2 separate regions of the Homo sapiens genome follow, and region 2 is linked to region 1. Evidence: read pairs that join two places in POLR2A ChIA-PET (ENCODE). Cell type or tissue: MCF 10A. All regions are shown on one strand. Links, peaks and the distances in the headings refer to the core of each region. The heading gives the core; the rest is flanking DNA.

Region 1 (10,567 bases), core at 1,353-9,352:
AAGACACCCTGAATGCTGTTTCAGCATGTGTTTAGTCTCTGAAATTTATCCTTATTTATATGTAGTTACTGCTTCTGAAGAATGCTTGGGTAGCCTAATACTGCTGATTAGAATTCTTTCTTGTCTACTTTGATAAATGTGGTGATCATAGGTTGTTTTTGTCTGTCCCTTTGGGGGACTACCATACTTCCACTCTCAGTACCTGTGGTTTTGATGGAGCTAATTTCAGACCTTTGTCCCAGGGGTAGGCCTGCCCAGTGAGACACATGGATTTGTCTTAGGGATGGACATGTTAGCTGTATCGGTCAGGATCTTGGAAACAGATGACACTTTCAAAATCGGTTATCAAATAACCCTTCCATGGAGGTGTAGGTGGAGTGTGGGAAAACCGTAAAGGATAGTGCAGTTTCTGGGGCTGCTCACAGTAGGGCATAGTACTGCTTTTAGGTTGCAGAGGCAAAACTGGGAAGCCATTACTGGAACTCAAAGAGAGAAGATGTATGGAGAAGCTGCAGGCAGGACCTGTGACTATTGGCTGAGAGATATAGCCAGCTCATGTGGACCCTTGCAAGGGGTGCTGGGGGAAATTAACATCCTGACTTCATTCTTATCTCTTCCTCCAGCCTCCCACTGGTCTCACTATTGACAATACCCAAGGCAAGGCACAGAGGAAAGGAGCCATTGATATATCCAATCTCTCACCTACCGAGCTGGAAGAAGAGTAGAGAGTGGCCAACCTCCCAGCTACCAAGCTCAAAGAAGAGGAGAGAGTAGATTTGGAGGTCAAGCTGAGGATATCTGGCAAATGAGCCAATTTAGGCCAATTGAGAGTTAGTTCTGGGACTTTTAATGGAACAATCGGGCAATAAGTTCTTCTTTCTGCTGAAATTTCTGTGAAATAGGCCTGGTGGCCATCTCATCACCACCCTGAAAAGAGGGCCAAAAGATGGGGACAAATTCCTGTTGATATCATTTAAGCACTTGAACCCAGTTACACTTGAGGACTACCCCTAGAATTTTCAACTAGGGGCCAATAAATCCTACCTCTGCATTAGCTAGTCAGGTTTCTCTCACTTGCATCTGAAAGAGGCCTGACAAACAGTCTACACAGTTCTACACATTGCAAAACTCAGTTCATGGAGCCATTGAAATGATCTCCTGCCACATGCAGCAGTGGCTCTAACATACTCATTCCAGTAAATCTGAGTTTTCTTGGTGCCAGTCCCTGTGCTTTCGTAACCCTCTCCAGCTGTAGCCTCAGTTCCACCCTGTTCCTTTGTAGTCTTAACTAAGATAGCCAGGATGTCACTGGCCCAGAGGCATCATTGAGCAGCATCTGGAATTTTATGAATTCAGTGTGTTTTGAATACAATTTCTTTTCTTTTTTCTTTTTTTTTTTTTCAGATAGAGTCTTGCTCTATCACCCAGGCTGGAATGCAGTGGCACGATCTCGGCTCACTGCAACCTCCTCCTCCCAGGTTCAAGCGATTCTCCTGCCTCAGGCTCCCGAGTAGCTGGGACTATAGGCGTGTGCCACCACAGCCAGCTAATTTTTGTAATTTTTTTTAGTAGAGACAGGGTTCCACCATGTTGGCCAGGATGGTCTTGATCTCTTGACCTCATGATCCGCCCACCTCAGCCTCCCAAAGTGCTGGGATTACAGGCGTGAGCCACCTCGCCTGGCCGAGAGACAATAATTTCAAACATGCAGGGAAATAATGAAGGTCCCCTTTAGTAGAAAAAAAAAAGGCTGGAATTAATATAGACTGAGGTTTGGTGGTTTAATTGAAATATTGAAATATGTGCAAAGCTGGTAGATGTTGGGCCAAATCAAATAATTCCATGAGAGAATTATTTTAACATAAGGATAGGCCTAGTCCGTGGACTCAGGTTGAGTAATAACTTTTCTGAAAGATACTTAGCATCAAAGGACATTTGGTAAGTCCTTGGTTAGCATCTTTGATAGGTGACAGGTCTTTTATTTACAGAGAGCCCTCTTCTTGGAGTGAGTGAGTGTGTGTGTGTGTGTGTGTGATTGTATGTATGTGTATGTATAAAACAAAGTCATCTTTAAATTATGCTTTTCACCAGCAGGAAATAAAAGGAAAGAGTTTGTAGGCTGAGGGCCAGGAATGTCCCATCCCCTTCAGGGTAGTCCTGCAGATGGACCTTCCCCCTAGGCTCATGTGTCTTACCTTCCCTCCTTTCATACAGGGCAAAGAGTGAAAATCCCTATCTGCGTGCACATGGGGCTGAGAGTGGGGAAGGGCTGAAGCACAGCATGGCAGAGCAGAAAGAGCACACCCTTGAACCAGACTAGGTTTCCAGCCTCTTCTATTCATGATCTGTGAGGCCTTCGCTTAATCTCCCCAGGTTCCCGTTTCCTCCTTTGTAAAATGGGGATACTAATATCTTCCTTAGGGCACTATTGTGAGGATTAAATGAGATCGAGTGAACAAAGCTTCTGAAGTCCTGCTGGGTGAACGTCTTCATAAGAGGCCAAGACAATAACAATGATGACAAATCTGGGCAGGTCAGATCAGCAGCACATCCAAGGTTCACTTCGAAGCCTGTAGGACGATGCCTGGCGCTCAATAGCAAATGTTAGTTCCCGTCTCCTTCTTCCTGCTTTCCCCGGGAGTGTTTAGTCCCTCAAATAGAATCCTCTGCTGACTGCATCTCAGGGATGCATGACATAATGGGAACAATGAGAGCTTCGGAAAGCCATAGTTTGCTTTTTTGGCCCAATAACCCCATCTCTGAGAATTAGCCTAAGAAATCACCTGAAAGAAAAAAAATGTCATTTCTGCTAAGAGTTTACTACAGAATCATTTGTAATAGCAAAAAAACCCTACCATTATTCAATAATGATGTCAGTTCAATTATAGTAATTCAACTAAATGAGTTATTCTACAGTCATTGAAGTGATACTTTCAAAGGCTATACAGCAACATGGAAACTGTTTATGATTTAATGTTAAGTCAAAAGATACAGGGCAGGGTATGGTGGCTCACTCCTGTAATTCCAGGACTTTGAAAGACCAAGATGAGAGGATTGCCTGAGGCCAGGAATTTGAGCCTAGCCTGGGCAACATAGCAAGACCCCATCTCTACAAAAAAATTTAAAAATTAGCTGAGCGTGATGGTGCATGCCTGTAGTCCTAGCTATTCAGGAGGCTGGGTGACAGGATCACTTGACAGGAGTTTGAGGCTGCAGTGAGCAATGACCTTTGAGAGGGCCACTGCACTCCAGCTTGGGTGACACAGTGAGAACCTGTTTCTAAAAAAAAGAGATACATACAGAATTGTGCCTGTACTATGTCATACTATGATACAGGCCTGTATCCATAGGAGGGGCACTACTGGGAGTTTCTGTCCCCTGGGTGGTTTATTTTTGTCATCTTTACACACTGGGTTTGCGTGTTCAGATAGGGAAATTCTCTAACCTTTTACAACTTAGTTTATTTTTTGACCAGATATGAATATTTATTATGCATAAACCTTACAAGGCCAGGAGAGAGAGCACAAGAAAAAAAAGTAAAAACAGTTTGATTCTTTAAAGTAGCAAATATTGTGATGAATTTCAACAATGCATTTCAACTCCTGTTGATGGAACTTATGCAATAAATATTAATGATAATTTAAATTAGAATTATAAAATGATCCTTCTGTCTCTATTTCACTTTGCTTAGGAAAAACGAATTATTGGATGTAAGGTATTTAGAGTAAGGCCTCACATACAGTGAAAAATCAATAAATGAGAGCTTGTGCATCACGGCACTTATTACATGGAGGCACCATTTTTACACTAATTAATGCGTATATGGCTCACAGCAATGCAGTGGGGTGGGGACCATTAGTTTTCCAACCTCAGAGATGAGGAAACACTATAGAGAAGTTCCATCACATGTCTAGGGTCTCATCACTAGCAAGAGGCAGAGCTGGAATTCCCCTGTGGACCAGGCACCAGAGTCTTGGTCCTCACCATTTCACCATGGGGCATTCTCATTAAGCAAAGCTACTATCTTTAGGGCTTCTGGGAAAGAAAACCAAGTGAGTCCCTGAGCTTTTAGGGGAAGATGGTTTTTGAGTGCCTTGGCCCCCAGGGAAGGGAGTGATGAGGGCTGGAGAGGAGGAGGAGGGGAGCAGGCCCTTGTTTCTGCTCCTTCTGGAGTGGAGGGAATGGAGACATCAGGCATGGGGAGCCTTGGGAGGACTTATTTGTTTGCTGGTGCAGGGGCTAGGGGTAGAACATCCTCGACAGACATGTTGCTAAAGTCACACATGGAGTCAGGCGGACAAGGAAGAGAATGTGAGCCATGTGGGACCAGAGGGCTGCCTCTGCTCTTCAGCTGCTCTGAGCTCTGAGGTTTTAGAACTGAATGCTTGTCTGCGCTATTTGGAGCAGCATCCTCCTCCCTACACACAACTGAGAGTCCTCAAGTGCCTTGACTTGTGCTGTCTCCAGGGACAGAAAGATTCCCAGGTAGCTGTGAGACTCCCCACAGGCTCTGAGCCCCATCAGGGCTCCATTTGAGGCAGTGTTGCCTCCCTCCCTTCAGAAGCCTGAGAGCCTCCTCCACTCTGACCTCAATGAGATAGGGAGGGGGGTGGGTTGGTGTAACTGGGGCAAGACCAGCATGAAATCAGAAACTGAGTTCGGGACAGAGCTGTCCCAGGTGAGTGAGGGACTCCGAGGATCAGGACCTAAGTTGAGGCCAATGCCCGGGTGCATGACCAGGGAAGTCCAGGTGCTGGAATTGAAAGACAACGCAAGGCTGAAGGTGAGAAGCCAGGCAGGGACCCCAGGAACAAATCCCTCACCCTCCGCCTCTTCTGGGAGTGATCTCAGGGGAGGGGGTCTTCAGGGTCTGGGCCTGAATCATGGGGTACTCACCTGAGACCAGGGGTGACGCTGGCATGGCAGAAGCAAGTTGAGTCAGAAACATGTGACAGCTGTGGTCTAAAAAGGGAAGCCTAAAGGGTCACCAAAGTGAAGGGACCAAAGGGGCTATGGCAGCTGGGAACCGGAGCCAGAAATCTGAGAACCAGGGAGGTGAGTGCAAAAATAGTAGGTCCAGGGTGAACAGGGTTGGTTTAGAACATGTGTTGCCTGTGGCTCACTCTGGTGGGCCAGCTGGGCGTGGTGGGAGTGTGGATCTGCTAAATTTAAAGGGCCAGAACAGACACCACTGTGCAGGAGACTGTGCATGTGTTTTAGCCTGGGAACCTCTTATGATAGCTCAGGCTGAGTCCAAGAAGGTCTAAGCATGGTTTGCCCTGAACCTGGAGCTGGGAAAGCAGACCAAGTCTAAATGGGAGGGGCAGGCAGTGTTGGAGATAAGGACAAGCCGTGATGGGTGCTTGGGTGGAGGGACAAGTCTGGGCGCTGGGCCCTGGGCACCGTGGGGCTTACATGCTCAGGCCTGCAGGAGTGAGTGAATAGTGCTGGGGGAGACAGAGGCAGATGAGTCACAATCCCAGATGTGAGCAGATGCTCTGGGCAGATTTGGGCTGCTTGTCAGCAAATTTGACCACAGCCTGGATGGGCTGTCAGGCTCAGGCCACCGGCCCCACTCCCAGCACAGAGAAAGCCTAAGAACGCACTCCTCTGTGAGCGATCACTCTTTGAAATGTTTCATAGCCCTATATGGAACCACATCTGGGAGAGTAAATGTATTTTCTGAGCCAGGCTTTACAAGTTGATTTTATGACGCATCTAGGCAGAAGATGAAACGCCCCAGTCATTAACTCACTTCCCCTTGTGGGTGAATTCCACAATACGTTTTTCATCTGAGCTGTGGAACAAGTTTCTCTAGCACACACAGACCTGTCTGTCAGTGGACATTTGGCTGCTCAGATAAATCCTTCGCTCTTCAGAGGCTGTCCCTGGTTCACCCCTCAGGCCACGTGCTCTCTCTTGCAGGCAACTTTGCTGGCTCTTCCTGGAACAGGCCAAAACACAGGGATGAAGTTCTGTGGATAAGGCTGCCTGTGTCAGAGGGGCCTTGAGCACACATTCGGATTCTTAACCACCAGCTTACCAGATAGCTTGCTGTGTCCGTGTGTGTGTGTGTGTGTGTGTGTGTGTGTGTGTGTCCTTTAAAATTCTAGCTTAATGGCCACATGTTTTAGGCCACTTCTGTCCTCCTAAAATAGGGCTCTGAGCACGTCTCCAAAGGAGGGCCCCTGAAGCACAAGCAGTGGGCCGGCTGCCAGGGCTGGCAGAATGAGACACAGTACTTGAAATAAATGCAGGGTGTTTGCTTACAGATTCTTTACCACATCATGGATGAGTCAGATGACTTCTCACCCCAGATTCTGTTTTTACCCTTTTTCCTACTCAGAGCTAGGGGTGGGAGGATTGTGTAAAGTTTAAAATATATCCCCAAATTATATACTTCTGTCTTTTGAGTTTTAACATACAATAGGGATCCTTTCATTCTTCGACGCGGTCGAGAATTATGTTTAACTTTTCCTGTTTCATTCTGTTTTAATTCATACCTGGTTGTGGAAAGAGCAGTGGGTTGGAAGTTGAGAGACCTAGGATCAAGTCTCTGCTAGTTAGTAGCTCTGGGATTTGGGGCAAGTCAGTCCACCTGTCTGAGCTGCGGTTTCCTTACTGACAACATGGACTGTCAGTTCCCCGTGGAGGCTATGAGCTTGCACTGGGAAGGAACAGCTTTCCCCATTCAGTGGCCCTGGTTTTCTGAGCCCCTGCCCTTCACTTGGGGTTGCTTGTCATGACAGCAAGTTAGATCACTCATGGAAGTGTTTTGAAAACTAACATGCTACATTCTTGTGAGGGATAATTATTACTATGTGCCATGCCAAAAACAAAACAAAAAAAATCCTTTTCTTTTCTTCAGCCTTCTTCACACTCAACTTAGCCTCATCTGTGGCTAGAGCTTCTTCAGTATTCCAGGCAAATCCCTTCTCTCTGGCTTTCTGAGGCTGACCTAACCCCCAACTCCACTCATAACACCTCTGCGTCTGCTTCTGCTACTTCTTTTTTTTTTTTTTCAGGGTCGTCCGTATGTTCTTTTATTATTTATTTATTCATTTCATAGTAGTAACATATAAGAATATAAAACTTAGCATTAAAACATTACAAATTTTTTTATTTCAAAATACTTTTAAAAATTGTATTTTTAAAATTGACACATAATTGTACATATTTATGGGGTACATAGTGATGTTTTGATACATATAATATATAGTGATCAGATCAGGGTAACTGGCATAGACTTCCACCTCAAACATTTATCATTTCTTTGTGTTGGGAACATTCAATATCCTTCTAGCTATTTGAGTCTCTCTCTTATTGTGAACTATAGTCCTTCTACAATGCTATAGAACACTACAACATATTCCTCCTATCTAGCTGTCATTCTGTATCTTTAACAAATTTTCCCCTGCCCCTCTCCACACTACCCTTCCCAGCTTCTAGTATCCTCTGTTCTACTTTTTACTTCTTCTTTTTTTTTTTTTTTTTTTTTTTTGAGGCAGAATCTCCCTCTGTCACCCAGGCTGGAGTGCAGTGGCAGGATCTCGGCTCACTGCAAGCTCCGCCTCCCAGGTTCACGCCATTCTCCTGCCTCAGCCTCCTGAGTAGCTGGGACTACAGGCGCCCGCCACTACACCCGGCTAATATTGTTCTTGTATTTTTAGTAGAGACGGGGTTTCACCGTGTTAGCCAGGATGGTCAGGATGGTCTCTATCTCCTGACCTCGTGATCCACCCACCTTGGCCTCCCAACGTGCTGGGATTACAGGTGTGAGCCACTGTGCCCGGCCTGCTTTTTACTTCTAATATCAACTTTCTTTTTTTCTTTTTTTTTTAGCTTCCACATATGAGTGAGAATATGTGGTATTGAACTTTCTCTTCCTGGCTTATTTCACTTAACATAATGTCCTCCACTTCCATCCATGTTGCTGCGAATGACAGGAATTCATTCTTTTTATGGCTGAGTAGTATTCCACTGTGTATATGTGCCACCATTCAAAAATCCGTTCATCTGTTATTGGACACCTAGATTGATTTCATATCTCGGCTAATGTGAGTGGTGCTGCTAGAAACATGGGGGTGCAGATGTCTCTTTAATATACTGATTTCCCTTCCTTTGGTTACATGCCAAGTAGTGTGACCACTGGATCATATTTAACCATTTTTAAGTGTATACTTTAGTGGCATTAAGTACATTTACGCTGTTGTGCAATTATCACCGCTATCCATCTCCAGAACATGTTCATCTTGCAAAACTGAAATTCTATCCATTAAACAACAACTCCCCATTTCCTCCTTCCTCCAGCCCTTGGCAACCACCATTCTATTTTCTGTCTCTAAGAATTTAACCACTTTAGGTACATCGTATAAGTGGAACCATACAACGTTTGTCCCTTTGTGTCTGGCCCATTTCACTTAGCACAGTGTCTCCAAGGATCATTCATGCCTGCTTCTTTTCAGAGAAAGTCTTCAGAAACTTTCCAACAGTAGATAGAAAAAATGATATTGTATCTCAGAAACTACTATAAAGGGGGAAGCTGAGTGGATACATACACTTCTTTGTTTTAGATGCTGCTTATAGCTGTAAAGTAACTTCCTTAAATAAAAAATAAAATGTATTGTGTATCTGTATCTGGGGAATCAGACGAGATCGGGCGTGTTCAGGGTGGTATGACTGTAGAGGTCTCGGCCGGGCAGGAGCTGAGTGAGACTTTATCTGATATGCAGATTTGGGCAACACCCTTCCTCCCATGCATTTAGCTGGTCCAGCAGGACCAATGCCCATCCATGCTTCAAAATTTTCTTAGCCATATATCTGATGATTTACTTAAGACCAAAGAAGTCCTGAGCAAGAACGCTTAAGAAGCTGATAGTAGCCAGGCGAAGTGGCTCACGCCTGTAATTGCAACACCTTGGGAGGTTGAGACGGGTGGATCACGAGGTCAGGAGTTTGAGATCAGCCTGGCCAACATGGTGAAACCCTGTCTGTACTAAAAACACAAAAATTAGCTGGGTGTGGTGGAGCACACCTGTAATCCTAGTTACTCGGGAGGCTGAGGCAGAAGAATTGCTTGAACCAGGGAGGCAGAGGTTGCAGTGAGCTGAGATTGTGCCACTGTACTCCAGCCTGGGCAACAGAGCTTGCTCTGTCTCAGAAAAAAAAAGAAAGAAGAAGAAGCTGATAGTTCGGGGGGTCTGACAGAACCAGGTTTCAGGAAGGTGATTTGGCTCCTTGAGGGAAAAGTCACTGAAAGGGAGAAAGTAGGCTGGCATGGTGGTCCAGACCTGGTAGTGGGGCCTGGGCACCAAAGAGGAGTGGCATCAAGACCCCCGAGCACCCTGGAAGCAAGGGCCGGGTGTAAAAATTCGAACACCTGTTTAAGTAAACTCTGTGATGGTTTGGGGCCCAAAGGAAAGGAAGGGGAAGAGGGAAGGGAAATTATAGCAGGACTCCTGCTATGGCTTATGAAAAGTCAAACATTCTTCTCTTCCCGTTGGCAGTGACTGGGGAGCTGAGTAACTCCGTCATGAACATCAGTGGTTCAGTCATTGGTGTTGCGAAGAGGGTCTCCATCCAGCTCAGCAGAGGCAGTGCAGTGACAGTGGTGGGCTTCTACATCACAGTGATGGTGTATAGCAGCAGGACCCCCAGATCTCAGGCTAGCAGAAGGTTCGTTAGCAGCTCTGGTTTGTACGGATAGAGGCCAGCAGCATGGGGGGGCCTGAGCTGATTTGGGTTCATAGGTAAGGTCCCACTCAGGGACTCCTGGAAGGTCTTGGGGAGGAACTTCGTCAGAGACTGTAATTCTTTTTTTTTTTTTTTTTTTGAGACGGAGTCTTGATCTGTCACCCAGGCTGGAGTGCAGTGGCGCGATCTCGGCTCACTGCAAGCTCCGCCTCCCGGGTTCACGCCATTCTCCTGCCTCAGCCCCCCGACTAGCTGGAACTACAGGCGCCCGCCACCACGTCCGGCTAATTTTTTGTATTTTTAGTAGAGACGGGGTTTCACCGTGGTCTCGATCTCCTGACATCGTGATCCGCCCCCTCGGCCTCCCAAAGTGCTGGGATTACAAGCGTGAGCCACCGCACCCGGCCAGAGACTGTAATTCTTGCCTGACTGGATGGGGTGCTAAGCCAATGAGATTCAGATGATAATGTGAACACAAGCCTAATTGTACCTATTGGCTGGTGAAGGGCAGCAACCTTTGGGTTAGGTATGTTTTGATTTGATAATAACAAAATTATTATGCAGTTTATTCTCACAATGATCAATTCATTAATCTCATTTAATTTATAATGTTTGCTCCAAGCAGAGCTACTAATTGCCAATATGTAGGAACGATAGACCTCTTACTTTTGGCTAGATGATGACACTCATGAGGGACTTTGAGAATAGATGAAACCGTCATTATTACAGTCTGTTTTTTTGGACTTGGTCACATTTTCAGAAAATAAAAAGACATTGAGAAAAGAGGAGGCAAGGGAGCCTTGAAATTGATGAAATATGACTTATCTGTGTGGAAGTTTGTCTAATCAACGTCTACTTTAGAGTGGCTGCACTC
Region 2 (10,567 bases), core at 1,215-9,214, 57 kb before region 1:
TATTCTTCTGGGTATCTACCCAGTAATGGGATTGCTGGGTTGAATAAATGTCTTGATATAATGCTGAAGATAAGCTCCAAAGGCTTAGGAAGAAAGAAGAAAGCAAACTCAAAGTGGGTTTTTTGTTTTTTACGACAGAGCCTTGCTCTGTTGCTCAGGCCGAAGTGCAGTGGCACAATCATAGCTCACTGCAACCTTGAACTCTTAGGCTCAAGCAATCCTCCTGCCTAGGCCTCCCCAAAGCTCTTGGATTACAGGTGTGAGCCACTGTGCCCAGCCTGAAATGGGTTGTTATTTGCATTGGATCATCAACCCCCGTGTCCCCCAAAGGACCTAGAGCACATTATCTTCACACCATAGCATAAATAAATAGACTGGTGAGTATAGTGCAAGTGCCCCTGAACATTACTATAATGGCTGTCCTCTGGGGATAAAGGTTGCATATGTTGGCACTGAAATGGCCTTCCCCCCTCCCCCTTTCTTGTTCTTTTTTCTTTTCTTTGAAATGGGCTTTCCACTTTCAGTGATGGTGAGGGATCCTGAGGTGGTAGAGGCCAGACAGGAGAACATAACTGCCATAGTAACATTATGCACAATTACCAAGAGTGGTAATTGAAAGGTTTGACCTACAGAGATCTTTGACGGTTGCTAATTGATCATAGTTTTTAATACTGAAACAGATGTGTAGCTCACTAAGGACTTAAAGATTTGTGCAAATGAACAAACTCTAGATTAGGAAAACACAGGCCTGACTACAGACACCACTAAAAGTCAGAGCCCACATCTATTTCTATTCCTGGGAAGTTCAGAGACTCAGAATACAGAGTATACTATGTACCTTTGAGAAAGAACTGTGTGATTACATCAAAAGTATCTTTCTCTCAGCCTTCAATCAAAAGGACATATAGCTATTTGCTAGGGTAAAATTGTGCACAGGAGGAAATATCTTGACCTTTAAGGGATTATCAGACACAAGTGTTAATCCTTGGTGACCCAGAATACTATGCTCACAGACTCACTGGTCTTACTGTACATTCCATCATCCAGAAGCAGCTGGTCTTCAGAACTCTTGAACAGCTTTTTGAAGACTCAGTTCCAGCTGTTCCATTTTGTGACTCAGGTACTAAGCCAACAGTTATTTTTTCTGCTCATCTCCCTCCTTCCACCTTCCATCCTCAAGTAGGCACCAGTGTCTGTTGTTCCTCTCTGTGTGTCCATGTGTTCTCAACATTTAGCTCTCACCTGTAAGTGGGAACATGCAGTATCTGGTTTTGTTCCTGCATGAGTTTACTAAGAATAATGGCCACCAGCTCCATCCACGTTCCTGCAAAAGACATGATCTCGTTCTTTTTTATGGCCATTTAGTATTCCATGGTGTATATGTACCACATTTTCTTTACCCAGTCTGTCATTGATGGGCATTTAAGTTGATTCCATGTCTTTGCTATTGTGAACAGTGCTGCAATGAACATTTGTGTGTATGTGTCTTTTGTTTCCCAGCAGGGAAGGAATGCTTTGCAAAGTTAGGATGTCGCCCTATAGCAGAGATTAGCAAATTATAGTCTGAGGGCAAATATGCCCTAAATCCTATTTTTGGACAGATTTTAAGAATTTTTTTTTTACACTTTTTAAGGGTTGTAACAGTAACAACAAAAAAGAATACATGACAGATATCAATCATGTGTGGTCTTTAAAGCTTGGAATATTTATTATCTGGTCCTTTACAGAAAAAAGCATGCCAACTCCTGTGCTACAGCAATGTGCTGTGAACCAGCAACCAACATAAAGCGCGGTTTTTCCCTTATCTATATCTGCTGGGAAACCCAGGCTTGAGATAAACACTTCCCACTACGATACCCACTGATGCACTCAAAATGTTTTGCTTTCTATTTTCACAACTTTGAGCTTTGCCTATGTAGAACTCTTTATCTAAGGGAGACATGCTCTAACCCAGAAAATCCAAGAATGGTTCCTCTTAACTGGAAGTTTATTAACCAGCTGCAGATGCTGGCAGTATGAAGATGGAATAGATAATGAAGGAAGGATATTCTAGTTTACGAGACCAGTTGTAGAAATAAAGATGTAGTAGCTACCCATCTACTTTATTCTATTTTGTATGTATCTATATAGGTTAATCATTCCCATTGACTTGTTTTCTCTCCTCATTTATATAAGGTGTATTTGTAATTTAGCTAATGGTATTGTACTTATGTTTATTAATTTTGATAATTATGCTATAATTATATAATACGTTGATATTAGGGGAAGCTATGTGAAGGTATTGGTACTATTTTTGCAACTTTTCTGTAAGTGTAACTTTATTTATTTATTTTTGAGATGGAGTTTTGCTCTGTCTCCCAGGCTGGAGTGCAATGGTGTGATCTCGGCTCACTGCAACCTCTGCCTCCCGGGTTCAAGTGATTCTCCTGCCTCAGCCTCTTGAGTAGCCCGCCACCACACCTGGCTAATTTTTGTATTTTTAGTAGAGATGGGGTTTTGCCATGTTGGCCAGATTGGTCTCAAACTCCTGACCTCAGGTGATCTGCCCGCCTCAGCCTCCCAAAGTGCTAAGATTACAGGCATGAGTCACCACACCCAGCCAGTCTAACTTTATTTCAAAATAAAAAGTTTACGCTGGGCATGGTAGCTCACACCTATAATCCTGGCACTTTGGGAGGCCAAGGTGGGAGGGCTGCTTGAAGCCAGGAGTTCAAGACTGACCAGTCTTGAACACAGTGAGACCCCATCATAGTGAGACCCCATCTCTATTAAATATATATATATATATATATATATAAAGTTTAAAAATGAGCACAATTATGCAAACATAAATATATGATTTAGAAACACATGAAGTGATGAAATTTTTGATGCAATGTGGAATAAAAAATAAGATGCACTAAAATAATGTTTGCTCCTTTTTTAGATGCAAATGACATTAAATAAATCTTATAAATTACACTAAAGTAATGCCAGGAATTTTTCTTTATAACATTTTAAAAATACATATATATTTAAAAATAGAGACAGGGTCTCACTGTGTTGCCCAAGCTAGTCTTAAACTCCTGGGCTCAAGCGATCCTGCTGCCTCAGCTTCCCAAAGTGCTGGGATTACAGGTGTAAACCGCTGCACCCAGACATGGACTTTTCTTCTATCACTTCTTTAATATTTCCTCCGTAAAATTATTTCATGTGTCTCTCTTTGGAACTATGAGTTACTGGAATCCCTGCATTTATTTTACATGTCTCTGAAATCACCCTCCACCATTATCTTTGTTCTTTTGGAGTAACTCTTTAGCTTACTGTTCCAGTTTTGCTAGTTTGCTCTTCATTGAAGAAGTCCATTCACTGTTTAGTCCACCTTTTAATTTTTAAAAATTATATTGTATTTTATTTATTTATTTTTTGGAGACAAGGTCTGGGTCTATGCCCAGGCTGGAGTGCAGTGGCACCATCTCAGCTCACTGCAACATCTGCCTCCTGGGCTGAAGCCATCCTCCCACCTCAGCCTCCTGAGTAGCTGGGACTACAGGCATGCACCACTACCCCCAGCTAATTTTTGTATTTTTTGTAGAGACGAGGTTTCGTCATGTTTCCCAGGCTGGTCTCAAACTCATGAGCTCAAGCAATCCACCCACCTCAGCCTCCCAAATTGTTGGGATTACAGGTGTGAGCCACCACACCTCGCATAATTTTTTAAAATGGTAACAATCTATTTAACTGGTTCTTTTTCATCATTACAATATTCTCTCCTATTCCTCTGGGGATATTCTGTATACAAACTAAATTTAAAAAAAACATGTGAGGTGCTTAGAAGAATGCCTGACACCACACCAGGATGCACTAATTATTAATAATTATCATTTCACAGATCCTCTTCTGTTTACTCTGAAAACTACTTGCTTTTTGTTTGTTGACTGCTGTCATGCTTTCATGGTACTGGTCTTCCTCCGGCATTTGGTTGTTCCTAATTTTGTTCTCATCTTGTTATTTCCTGTTCTCTGTGTATGAGGCCATTTCTGTTTATCATAGTTTGCTCTAGTGATTGTGAGGGGATAAAATGTAATCCTGGACAGGGTATGCCAGTAGCTAACATTCTGAGTGTGAAATGAGGCTTCCTTTCCTGGACACAGTGTAGCCACTGGGGTACTGCCTGGCTTATTGGCCCCAAGTTTCCAAAGTCACTGTGCTAGCTAGGGGCAAATACCATTCTGAGGTACCCTTGGCTTTGAAGAATGAATGAGGGAAGGAGCCAACCCAACCAGAGGTTTCAAATTCCATTCCCCAAAAGTTATCCTTTATAGTTGCTCTAGGACGCTATGCCATCCCCACCCCTGCCTTCTACTCCCCTACTCCATCTATCTCTTTTCTTTAATCTATCACTTCTGAGCCTGAATTATTACACTGCCAATTTGATCCCATCTCCCTTCTTTCAGAGACTTCTCAAAATTCCAAGTCTGCTGGTAATTTGGACTCTGATAATCTTTAATAATCTTGAACAGACTGGGCGTGGTGGCTCAAGTCTATAATCCCAGCATTCTAGGAGGCCGAGGCAGAATTCCTTGAGGCCAGGAATTTGAGACTAGCCTGGGCAAAATAGCAAGACCCTATCTCTACAAAAAGTTGATAATTAGCTGAGCATCGTGATGCACACCTATAGTCCTAGTTACTCAGGGGGCTGAGGTGGGAGGATTACTTGAGGCCAAGAGTTTGAGGTGGCAGTGAGCTATGAAGGCATCACTGCACTCCAGCCTGGAGTGAGATCCTGTCTCTTAAAAAAAAGGGAGGGCTTTAAAAAAAAAAAAACACAGTGCCTTGGCCACCTGATAAATTCAGATTCATGGTTCAAGACTCAAATACAGCATTTATCTCTATGAATTTGTCTTTGACTCATACTTCATCATATTTTTCTCTGAACTTACATAGATCCTTGTATAAATCTTTATTGTTATTTATAAATGTCTGTCCCTGTACCCCATTAAACTGTGAATAAATTAACAAATGAAAAAAATGCTCTCCACAGGTCTATTAGTAATACTAGCATATCCACCAGATTATTTTCCTTAGATGGTCTTGCTGACAGGTAACTTCTACTTTGTGTGTTTTTAAAAATATGAACTAAAACTTGGAATTTATTATCACAGACCAAGAATGAAAAAGATTTAACTGTCCCTATCTATTAAGAAAATTGATTAGGATGAACAATCCTAAAAAACATTAGAATGAAGGTAACTTATTCTATGACACAAAACAAACTTTTTTTTGAGAGAGTCTTGCTCTGTTGCCCAGGCTGGAGTGCAGTGGTGTCATCTCTGCTCACTGCAACCTCTGCCTCCCGGGTTCAAGCAATTCTCCTGCCTCAGCCTCCTGAGTAGCTAGGATTACAGGTGCGCAGCACTGCACCTGGCTAATTTTTGTATTTTTAGTAGAGACAGAGTTTCACCATGGTGGTCAGGCTGGTCTTGAACTCCTGACCTCGTAATCTGCCTGTCTCGGCCTCCCAAAGTGCTGGGATTACAAGCATGTGCCACCGTGCCTGGCCAAACATTTTTAATGCTTTAGAAAAATTCATCTCTAGTCAAGTTTATGCTAACCATAAACATAATATAAAAATTACATACAATTCTATGTATTCACTGAGAGAAGAGCAACAAATGGAAATACTGTGTGCTTTGAAGTCAGACAGATGTAACCTGGAATCTCAGGTTTGTTACTCATTAGCTTTGTAAAACTGGATAAACAACTTGAGCACCCTGATCCTGAGGGAGACGCCTTCTAAAGTGGCTCACTGTGATTTCCGCCTCCTGGTATTCACACTCTTGCATAATACCTTCCCCTTGAATATGGGCTGGACCTAGTGACTTGCTTTTAATGAATAGAACATAACAAAAATGATGGGATGTCACCTCCAAAACTAGGTTACAAAAAATTATGATTTTGGTCTTACTGGTGCTTTCTCACTTGTTCACTTTGATGAAACCTGCTGGAATGTTGTGAGCTGCCCTGTAGAGGTCCATGTGTCAAGGAACTTCCAACAGCCTGCAAAAAACTGAATCCTGCCAACAGGAGTAAGCTTGGAAGTGGATCCTTCACTAGTGGAGTCTTTTTTTTTTTTTTTTGAGACGGAGTCTCGCTCTGTCGCCCAGGCTAGAGTGCAGTGGTGCAATCACGGCTCACTGCAAGCTCCGCCTCCTGGGTTCATGCCATTCTCCTGCCTCAGCCTCCCAAGTAGCTGGGACTACAGGTACCTGCCACCATGCCCGGCTAATTTTTTGTATTTTTAGTAGAGACGGGGTTTCACCGTGTTAGCCAGGATGGTCTCGATCTACTGACCCCGTGATCCTCCCACCTCAGCCTCTCAAAGTGCTGGGATTACAGGCGTGAGCCACCGCGCGCGGCTCTAGTGGAGTCTTGAAATGACTGCAGCTCTTGCTAACACCTTCATCGCAGCCAGTGAGAGACTCTGAAGCTAAGCTCCACCTGATTCCTGACGTATAGCAACTGTGAGGTAATAAATGTTGATGTTTTAAGCCACTATGTTTTGGAGCAATTTGTTAAGCAATAGGTAACTAACACATAGCCTTTGTTTCTTCATCTCTAAAATGGGATTGATAGCTTACCTCACAGAGTTGTTATCATGATTAAATGAAATACATATATAAAGCATCTGGCATCCAATATGTGATCAAAAAGAACAAAACAAAAAAGGTAACTATTATTAACTCAAGTCTACTAAAAATCTCTACCAGGTAATATTGTGTTATAACATTGTTAGTATTAAAATAATGATATTTGATAATGCTATAACATTTTACATAGGGATTTTACATGTATTACATTATTTGATTCTCAGAGCAGGGCTGTAAAACACAGAATAAAATATTATTCCTCTTAAAAGAGAGGAAGAAACTGAGGGTGAGAGAACTTAAGTGACTTGAACAATGGTCCAGACTAGAAAGTGTCAAAGAGTTCAGAGTCAAACCTAGTCCTTTTCCCACCACTAACATATCGATACTAAACACCCATTTAATGAACTATTAGGCATCAGGCATTATTTTAGGCCCTGAGAATACAGAGGTAGATAAGAAAGTCAAGGTTCCTGCCCTCATAGATCTTACATTCCCTGTTCTACTCTATAGAATTGGAAATAACAATTTAAACTTTTCATTAAACATTTCTTTAGTCTGAATTAGCATGTTTTAAAATATTTTATGACTTGGAAATGCTACACTAACTTTGTCCAGATTCCTAAGTCCATTTCACTAGCAGTGATGTAATACAAGGCAGAGGCATGGTTGTATGTTTCAGTGTTTGACTGGCTAAATACCAAGTAAATGCTCCATACATACACCAAACAATTGTTCATTGATTTTCACAATAGAGTTTGTGTCTTGAACTTCAAGCCTTAACAAAGGTTTGATAAGCACTATTCATCTCTCATCTTCTTGCATAAAGTTTAGTTGGTGAAATTCTGCCTTTTTTCCTAGAGTACAAAATTAAGCAGAAATAGAATAGGTAGAGTTTAGGGTGCTGCACTATTTAGGAATTGCTGGAATTACTTGATGCATGCAGGAAAAATGTGAGAACTTCATAACTGGTAGTCTATTGTGAAAATATTATTGTAGTAGGACTCAAAACAGACTAGAGTTCTATATTATATTTGACTGGATACTGAAGCCTGAGAGCAGCTTATTTTCTAAAATAAGTACACAGTATGACTGTCAGAAGTGTTTGCCCCTCTCCAAAGTCTTTTTCTGAAAAGGAATGTTGGCTTAGTTCCTGATGACAGCTGAGTGGCCAAATTATGGTGCTTTAATAGACCATAAATATTTTAAAAAGCTGAGATGGGTATTTGCAAAGTGAGTTTCTGTTAAGGTACATGTATTCTACAGCCATCTTCACTCCTGCCTTTCAAAACAGGCAGTTGGTTGAGGAAAAAAAAAGATGCATAAATGTTGCTGAATGAACCTGGGAAAATCTGTCAAGAATTCCAAAAACTTTGAGACTGACAATACACCATTTTTTACATCTTAGAGTATAAGAAGTGATGTCTAACCTTTGCATTTATACATCTAAGAATAGCAAAAACACTTTGCACTTTAAAGGCCTCCTATAAAGTCCCAAAGTGCTTCCGGACGGTTAGGTGATTCTTCCATAGCTATAAAATGGTTGTTAATTGCCTAACAACTAGCAAGTGCTCTGGAAATGGACATCCAGAGTGATCCTTAAAATATTATTTTAGTAGCATTGAGAAAAGCCTTGAAAAATAAAATCTTATTCTGTTATTCCAAGCTTACTCAGTGCTATATTATTCAGATCAGGGTTCCCCTTACACACTTTGGGCAGGATGATAGGGGCTACTTCTCTATATGAAGTCTTGAAATCATATGATTCAAGGTGATTCAAGGTGGAGGGAATTTAAAAATTAAAAAAATAATTCCAACAGTGAAATTCCTAAGGGTGAGTCTTTGCTCTTCTACCCACTAAGAATTCCGGCTTCCTCTTCCCAAAAGAACAGAAGAGTGGGGAAAGATTTGTGACAGCCAAAAGGACATGGTGTAGCAAGCCAACTTGGAAGAGTTACTGGAGATGGCTTAGCAAATATTCATGCCTTTACTCAACTAAAACAAAAACAAAACAAGTCAAATTTGGGCATTTTTTATAGATCACAGGCTTTTGTTTGATCAATGCACTACATTTCTTTATGACAAAAGGTAACGACAATGATTTTGCATATTCCCAAATTTGGATAGTTGTCCAATTTAACAGTCTCAAGGAGCCTAACATGGTGCTGTGTGGGATGAAAAGAGGTTCAAAGTATGATCCCTGTCTTAAAATTAAGATACAGAATCTTCCAATTAATATGTATATTTTCTAAAGTGGAGTCCTTAAACTGCTGGATCTCCTCAGAAGTCTTTTGAGGGTCCCAATATCATCCAAGCTTTGAGTTTCTCAAAAGAAAGAGTATATGATACTAATAGGTCTACAATACTCGTTACAATAGCTCTTCCCTCAATTCCCTTATACATTTCTAAATACTCCCTAAAGGAGGTAACCTAACCCTCACCCCTTCCCCGTGTTTAAGAACCACAGTGGCTTCCCAACACAGTTGAAATAAAATCCAAACCCCTTACACTGGCCTGTAAGACCCTCAGTGCCCTGCCTCCTTCCTACCTACTGACAATTTCTATGATGCATTCCTCAGACACACCTCACTCTTTCCTGCATCAGGGTATTTGTACTTGCTTTCTTTCCCTCTGGAATATTCTTTCCCCAATCTTCATTTGATTGGCTCCTTCTTATTACTGAGGTCTCAGCTCAAATGTCATTTCCTTGGAAATACCTTCTTAGATCACTCGCAGTAAGGACCCTCCTTCATTTACTCTCTTTTGAAAAAATTTCCTTGTAGCACTTATTATTGTCTGTCTCTCCCACTAGAATGTAAATTCTTTGAGAGCAAACATAACTTTTTTGCTTCTTGGTGTTGCTATAGATTTAGTCTAAGTTTGATATTTCTTTCAGCATGCCTGAAATTTTAGCAAGTTAGAGACAAATGTAGGCACTCAGGTTACCATATAAGGCCTCTGCCCTCTTTGTTGTGTTGTGGCTTTAACCACTAGCTGGGTAGCTAGAGTGGCATTATTCTTGCTCTCACATACACAGGACACTTATCTCTTCCTTAAGAGTGAGGAAGCATCTTTTTTTAAAGCCCCCATACTATTGCCCTTGCTTTTCTCTGGTTTGTATTGAGTCACATAGTATTCCTGGACCAATTCTGTGGTCAGAGTAATACCATACCTCCAGTAGGCTTTTATCCAGGTTTCTCAACAATTTTTCTAAGGGAAATTGCATTACACTCATCAGTGTCTTTCAAACAGTGGTCCATAACCTGAGAATGAATTAGGAAATTAACTCTTGGGTTATAACCATTACTTAAAAAATTAGACTATTAAATTTGAAACTGCATAACATATATGACGAGTTAATACTGTTTTATGAAACTTTGGTGTATACACACAAACACACCTGGATCACCATATAAAATCTACTTGTGGATTGGAGTCAAAAAAAGCTTGAAAGCTACCATCTTGGACAAAACAGGTTGACTCCTAAAGCTGGAGTAGGGTCAGCTTCAGATTATGTAGGGAAAGAATGGACACCTGAAATAAAATCAGGGTATGATTTAGAAGAGGAAAATACATGCTGAGGAGATAGCTAACAATTTCCGCTACAGCCTGCTTGATACTTTAGTTACTGTATTCCAATACAGTCATAACCAAACATTTTCATTTCCCCTCCAATGTCTTCTAAATTTCAAAGTATTTATCCATTCCAAAAAAGCACTTCATTCTTTCCATCCAACAAGTATCCATGATGGGGCAACTCATAAATTTTATCATTTGGTTGGTGGAAAGTGTACATCTTATCACCCTAATCTTTACTTATGTTTAAATTTTGATCTTATGTGATAGGAACTTTAGAACTCAGCCCATTTATTTATTTATTTTTTTGAGACAGGGTCTCATTCGGTCACCCAGGCTGGAGTGCAGTGATGCAATCACAGCTC

Evidence for each region. ChIA-PET counts read pairs that join two places held together with the same protein. Peaks named below come from ENCODE experiments on the same cell type or tissue, not always from the same donor. Only the 100,000 strongest peaks of a DNase experiment are listed, where the experiment ranks them.
Region 2: POLR2A ChIA-PET joins it to region 1 with 18 read pairs; 23 of 35 experiments call an interaction of 5 or more read pairs at or near these places.

The regions. Positions count from the first base shown.
Region 1 is chr11:10,894,236-10,904,802 of GRCh38, forward strand. LOC124902629 (a long non-coding RNA gene) reads right to left here and starts at 5,098. Exons shown (of 2, transcript XR_007062588.1): 1 at 4,897-5,098. It overlaps LOC107984309 (a long non-coding RNA gene), which reads right to left. Exons shown (of 3, transcript XR_007062590.1): 3 at 5,906-5,944. RefSeq lists enhancers at 4,987-6,186, 5,339-5,408. In MCF 10A, for the core only: no CTCF peak of the experiment used is centred there; DNase peaks (open chromatin) are centred at 5,406, 5,736, 6,226 and 6,586.
Region 2 is chr11:10,837,250-10,847,816 of GRCh38, forward strand. No RefSeq gene overlaps it. Among named protein-coding and RNA genes, the nearest start is that of ZBED5, 16 kb to the right of the region's middle. RefSeq lists a silencer at 1,753-2,047. In MCF 10A, for the core only: no CTCF peak of the experiment used is centred there; a DNase peak (open chromatin) is centred at 5,802.